Regions from separate parts of the Homo sapiens genome. Here region 2 is linked to region 1. A link is a loop called in an ENCODE intact Hi-C map of the cell type or tissue named here. Cell type or tissue: heart left ventricle. All regions are shown on one strand. Each heading gives the region's core, and the rest is flanking DNA. Links, peaks and the distances in the headings are about the cores only. Region 1 has its middle 8.3 kb from the start of LINC00528. Region 2 overlaps CECR2 (CECR2 histone acetyl-lysine reader).

The links. Hi-C counts contacts between places; a loop is a spot of excess contacts. Peaks named below come from ENCODE experiments on the same cell type or tissue, not always from the same donor. Only the 100,000 strongest peaks of a DNase experiment are listed, where the experiment ranks them.
Region 2: it touches region 1 in a loop (5-fold over the local background); 25 of 110 quality-filtered maps call a loop at or near these places.

The regions. Positions count from the first base shown.
Region 1 is chr22:17,784,108-17,787,011 of GRCh38, forward strand. No RefSeq gene overlaps it. Among named protein-coding and RNA genes, the nearest start is that of LINC00528, 8.3 kb to the left of the region's middle. RefSeq lists enhancers at 804-2,904, 1,146-1,255, 2,506-2,555. In heart left ventricle, for the core only: a CTCF peak has its summit at 1,304 (motif pointing left); DNase peaks (open chromatin) are centred at 885 and 1,294; H3K27ac peaks cover 1,203 bases.
Region 2 is chr22:17,557,056-17,559,959 of GRCh38, forward strand. CECR2 (CECR2 histone acetyl-lysine reader) reads left to right here. Exons shown (of 19, transcript NM_001290047.2): 19 at 1-1,096. Among named protein-coding and RNA genes, the nearest start is that of SLC25A18, 5.0 kb to the right of the region's middle. In heart left ventricle, for the core only: a CTCF peak has its summit at 1,541; a DNase peak (open chromatin) is centred at 1,556.

The DNA.
Region 1 (2,904 bases), core at 211-2,710:
CAGGGGAAGGACAGGAAGAATTCTCTTACCAGCCAGCAGCGGCAACTTAGCAGCTACAGACACAGAGCGCAGGGGACGGGCGGGAATGACTGGCCATGGAGGAGCCGAGAGAGTCGGGACCTGCAGGAGCTGCCTGCTGAGGCGGTCTGGCTGGGCAGGTGGTCCCTGTGCTGGGGCCTCCGGGTGGAAGGCATCCCAGCCCCCCGAGGGAACAAGTTTGGTCCGAGATACATTTTTGAAAGGTATTTAATTCTCTAAAAACATTTTTAAAAGAAGTGAGACCCACTGGGGAAAGGGAGCTGCTGGCTGCCAGGTGCCTCTCTCTCCTTTTCTCCCGAGAAAGACCTGGCAGCCACTCTGCCGGGGAGACAACCGGGGGCTAGAGGGGCAGGCCCTGGGCCGGGCGCAGTGGCTCACGCCTGTAATCCCAGCACTCTGGGAGGCTGAGGTGGGCGGATCACCTGAGGTCGGGAGTTCGAGATCAGCCTGACCAACATGGAGAAACCGCATCTCTACTAAAAATACAAAATTAGCCGGGCATGGTGGCGTGTGCCTGTAATCCCAGCTACTCAGGAGGCTGAGGCAGGAGAATCACTTGAACTTGGGAGGCGGAGGTTGTGGTGAGCCGAGATCGCGCCATTGCACTCCAGCCTGGGCAACAAGAGCAAAACTCTGTCTCAAAAAAAAAAAAAAGAAAAAAGAAAAAAGAAAAGAAAGGCAGGCCCTGGACACTCATGGGGGCTGACCACTGAGAGGCTCCTCTCGCCTGCTGGGCCGGGTGCCTGTGGGTTGAGCAGCCCCTCAACGCTGACACTCCAGCACCCATCTGGACAAATCCCTCATCCTTGACGATGGCCTTGTGAAGACCCAGGGACCCGTGGCCTGTCCCTGGAGCTGCTGCTGGGACACCAGCTCTGACCTGCTGCCTGGGTGGAGGGGTGGCTGGGGCAATGGGGCCGGCTGAACCCTCTGGGAACACGGACTCCACGGGGGCCCAGCAAGTTCGTGAAACAGGGAGGCTGGCCTCGAGCTGCAGGGGGCTGCCTCCCGAGTCCTCCTAGGGTTCTCCCATCAGGAGGCATCTGTGCATCTACACGGGGCCCGACTCCGGAACCTCCAGCCTTCCCACGTGCTCCCCCATCCTAAGTTGGTCAGCAGTCCCAAGTCGGTGGGAGGAATGCGAGGCGCCGGCCGGGTGAGTGCTGTGACCAGGCTGACGTCGGGGGAAGAGACAGGAACACATCCCGCCAGGACACCGAGCTGGTGCTCACCTAACTTGTGCTCCCTGCCGCCCTCTTGTGGGTGGGCAGACACCAGCAGCTTCAGTCAGTCTCGTGTCACACAGCTGCGCGAGGTAGCTCCACACGCACCTACGCGTCTGGAGGATGCTATCCCTGGCTACTTTGGGGACCACTCAATACTGGCAGCCTCACCACGGTTCAGGTGTTGACTGTCCAGGGAGGCCCTCAGCCCCATCCACCTAGTCCTGAGCCACCCCACCCTGGCCCCACCCTGGGCCCCACGGCTGGAAACAGCCTGCTCCAGTACTGGATGTGCACTCTGTGGCTCGGACGCCGCGGGGGCATGAAAAGGGGCTGTGTGTGCAGCACAGGGACTGTCTTCCTCCTCCGTCCTGGCAGTAGGTGGCTTCTCTGGCAGTGTGGCTGTGGCACATGTGGCCTACCCACAGCAACTGGACTCCTCTGCCTTCCCCGGCAAAGCCCCCGCTGCAGGAAGACCTTGGGGCAGGGGGCACACGAAGAGGCTGCTGAAAAAGCTCCTGGTGAAGCTGAGCAGCCACAGGCTGTTGGGAGGGCCACGGGCCTGGTCTCATAGGCTCCTGTGCTGTGTGCGGCAGGAGGCTCCGGCCCCCGGCCAGTGTTTGGGTGGTATGGCCTCACCCTCCTCACTGGGCATCACTGGGGAGGTCATCCGAGCAGGGGACACGAAGAGGGGAGGGTCTAGCACGTGGGCCAGTGTGGCCAGCTTATAAAATGGAATAAAATGGCATGTCTTGTCCCTTCATTTTTGGCTGATTCTTAAGATGGGACTATGTGAGGATTCAGGGTTCAGGAGGGACTTTGGAGCTGTTAAAGATGTGGTGGTTCATGAAAGAAGAGCTTCTTGTTTTTTGTTTTAAAATAGTTTTTAAAATTTAAAAATGATAGAGCCTATACTTTTTTTTTTTTTTTTTTGACAGAGTCTCACTGTCACCCAGGGTGCAGTGGCACAATCTTGGCTCACTGCAACCTCCACCTCCCAGGTTCAAGCAATTCTCTTGCCTCAGGCTCTCCAGTGTGCCACCACACCCAGCTAATTTTTGTATTTTTAGTAGAGACGTGGTTTCGCCATATTGGCCAGGCTGGTCTTGAACTCCTGACCTCAGGTGACCCTCATGCCTCGGTCTCCAGAAGTGCTGGGATTACAGGCGTGCGCCACGGCGTGTGGCCTTTTTGTGTGCTTCTGACAGTGGCTCTGGCCTGGCCCAGCAGCCTTCCTTTCTGGTGTCCTCCCTAAAGCAATACTTATCATTTCCTGCCACCTGAGGTGGCTGTGAACTGCAGCCCAAGGCTGCCTGGTGCAGCTCTGACAAGCAAGCCCTTCTGAGGAACAAGAGCCTGGGGGTCAGGTGACTACCAAGCCCCATTTCCTTTCCCAACAGGCAAGTGACCCAGCTCTCCTTGTACGGGATGTCCTCTAGGGCCACAGGATATGCACTTTGAGCTGCTCATCCATTTTTGTCCTCTGTTCTACCTGACACGCCCACATTTGTCCCAGCCAGGCCTTTCTTTGTTCTGGAATAGCTGGGAACGCAGCTGGAAGGACTGGGAGCCAGCTTCCACTGAGTGGCTTCTAGCTGCCTGTAGGCGGTGTGGCTCACGTGCACAGAGCTGCTGCGGTCTT
Region 2 (2,904 bases), core at 165-2,664, 230 kb before region 1:
TGCAGCCATAGGACACCAAGCCTCACGCACTTTCCCCTTGGGACAGTAGTGTTTGGGTGAATGTTACTGCATCCCGTTTTTTTTCTTTTCTTTTTTTTTTTTTTTTTTTTGAGACGAAATCTTGCTCTTGTCCCCCAGACTGGAGTGCAATGGCACGATCTCGGCTCACTGCAACCTCCACCTCCCAGGTTCAAGGGATTCGTCTGCCTCGGCCTCCCAAGTAGCTGGGACTACAAGCGCGCACCACCACTCCCAGCTAATTTTTGTATTTTTAGTAGAGGCGGGGTTTCACCATGTTGGCCAGGCTGGTCTCAAACTCCTGACCTCAGGTGATCCACCCGCCTTGGCCTCCCAACATGCTGGGATTACAGGCGTGAGCCAACACACCGGACCTTCATTTTTTAAATTAAGCTGGGACACAAGTTTTGCCTCCAGGCTGGATGTTGATCCTGCTCTGTGCTAGACAGATGTGCGGAGGGACTGTTCCGGGCTCGGCTTGACCTTTTCCTACCTAGTTTCTCCCTCTTGTCCTGCACAAGAGGACTAACTGAACTCTAACGTCAGAACGGCTGACGAGCAGTTGATTGTCCTTGCTTGTGTTGTTGACAGGGGTGGGTGGGGTGGGAGCAGGGGTATGGATATTGCATAAGTTATTGAAATGCTGACCCCCGTTCAGGAAACCATGCAGCCCCTTCCCTTCCCTTCCCTTCCCTTCCTTTCCCTTCCCTAGCCAGGGCTCAGGTACCTCACTCTCCTGCCTTGTGCGTAGCTCCTGGGGCCCCGGTCAGTCCCCAGCAGCCTTGGCACACAGTGTCTGGAGCCTCTGCTCCTGCTGCAAAAGCAGAAACCATGTGAACCTTCTGGCCAGTACTGGAAAGGGGAATGCTATTTATTTTTATATTGTGTATATTTTGTCGTGGTCTGCTGATTCCCTGTTTCACTGAGAGCGACACTTACCTCAATAGTTAGTTCAATATTGTGTGTTGGATAATTTTTTAAAAGAACTTTTTAAAAAGCTTTTTGATCCTTGGAGGTCTGTAGATTTATTTCCATATGAACTGGTTATTTTGTATAAAGTACATGCTTAAAATAGCAAGGCTCCTCTGTGTGTGTGGTGTGTCTGTCCATGTGTCATTTCCATATCAGGGCAAACCCAGACTTCCATCAGGACGAAGGCGTGAACTAGGCCACAAGGCCACCAGCTGAAATGCCACCCCTCGTCCATTCTCATGCATCCAGAATCCACGGAGGCGGGGCACGGGTCCTGTGCATGAGACAGAGGAATATGGTTCCAGAGAACTTCAAAACAGTCATGTACTGACTGGCAGTTCTAAACCATGTCAGGGATAAAACGCTCCTCACAGCCGATCCTTGCGAAGCTGGCCCGGCCGTCAGCATCTCACTGGTAAAGGCGTCCGCCTTCAGAAGGTTACTACACCTGAGGTGCACGACTTCTCTCCTTGCAGGCTTTAGGGTGCCTGGGATGGGAAAGGAGTATAACAGTGGGGCAGCGGGGCAGCTCCAGCCTGGAGCCCGCTGTGCACACACATGGCCAGAAGTGGGAGCTCCAGCCTAAGCAAGCGGGCAATCTTATACCTGCCAAGGTCATTTATGTTTTATTTCCAGTTACTGGGAGAACAGTTTGAAAGTAGCTTCATTCAGCCAGGCGCGGTGGTTCACGTCTGTAATCCCAGCACTTTGGGAGGCTGAGGCGGGCGGATCACGAGGTCAGGAGATCGAGACCATCCTGGCTAACACGGTGAAACCCCGTCTCTACTAAAAATACAAAAAATTAGCCGCGCGTGGCGGCACACACCTGTAGCCCCAGCTACTCGGGAGGCTGAGGCGGGAGAATGGCGTGAACCCGGGAGGCGGAGCTTGCAGTGAGCCGAGATCGCACCACTGCATTCCAGCCTGGGTGACAGAGTGAGACTGTGTCCCAAAAAAAGAAAGTAGCTACATTCTTAGAAATCAGCTACAGTCTTAAGACACCAGAACTCCTGTTTTGTCCTTAAATGCAGACTGTCCCAGTTTAATGATCATTCAACTTAGGAGTTTTTGAAAATGAGACACATTCTGCAGAAACTGTACTTGAAGTCCTCGTGCAACAATTCTCTTTCACCTTCTGTACGGTATTCAATAAACTCCATGACATATTCAACACTGTGTGATAAAGGAGGCTCAGCCAGGTGTGCTGGCTCACACCTGTAATCCCAGCACTCTGGGAGGCCAAGGCAAGTAGATCATATGAGCTCAGGAGTTCGAGACCAGCCTGGCCAACATGGCAAAAGCCTGCCTCTACTAAAAACACAAAAATTAGCGGGGCGTGGTGGCGGGTGCCTGTAATCCTGGCTACTTGGGAGGCTGAGGCAGGACAATCGCTGGAAGCTGGGATGCGGAGGTTGCAGTGAGCCAAGATCGCGCCACTGCATTCCAGCCTGAGCGACAGGAAGACTCCGTCTCAAAAATAAAAATAAAAAAGGAGGCTCAACTGTGGGCTAGCATAAGTTTGCTGAGCATGCTTGAGGCAGGCTAAGCTGTGATATTTGGTGGGTTAGGTGGATTCAGTGCATTTCCAGCTGACAATATTTTCAACTCATGATGGGTTTATCCGGAGGTGACCCCACTGGAAGCTGAGGAGCATCTGTAATTGGCTGTGGAAGTAATCCTCATTCCATAAAAATTTCACCACAATTAGTACCCGTTTCCAAACCCATGCTTGGGGCTGTCCCTTTCTAGGCAGTGATCTGTTCACTCTCCTTTTAACCTCCAGTTGTTTGGTGTCTGATTGTCCCCACTGATACTCTGTTGTTACTGGCTAACAAATTTTTGAGCCTTTTATCCTGGTATTATTTTAAAACTGTTCAGTTATTCTCCCATGAAAAGTGTTTCTATGATAAAACA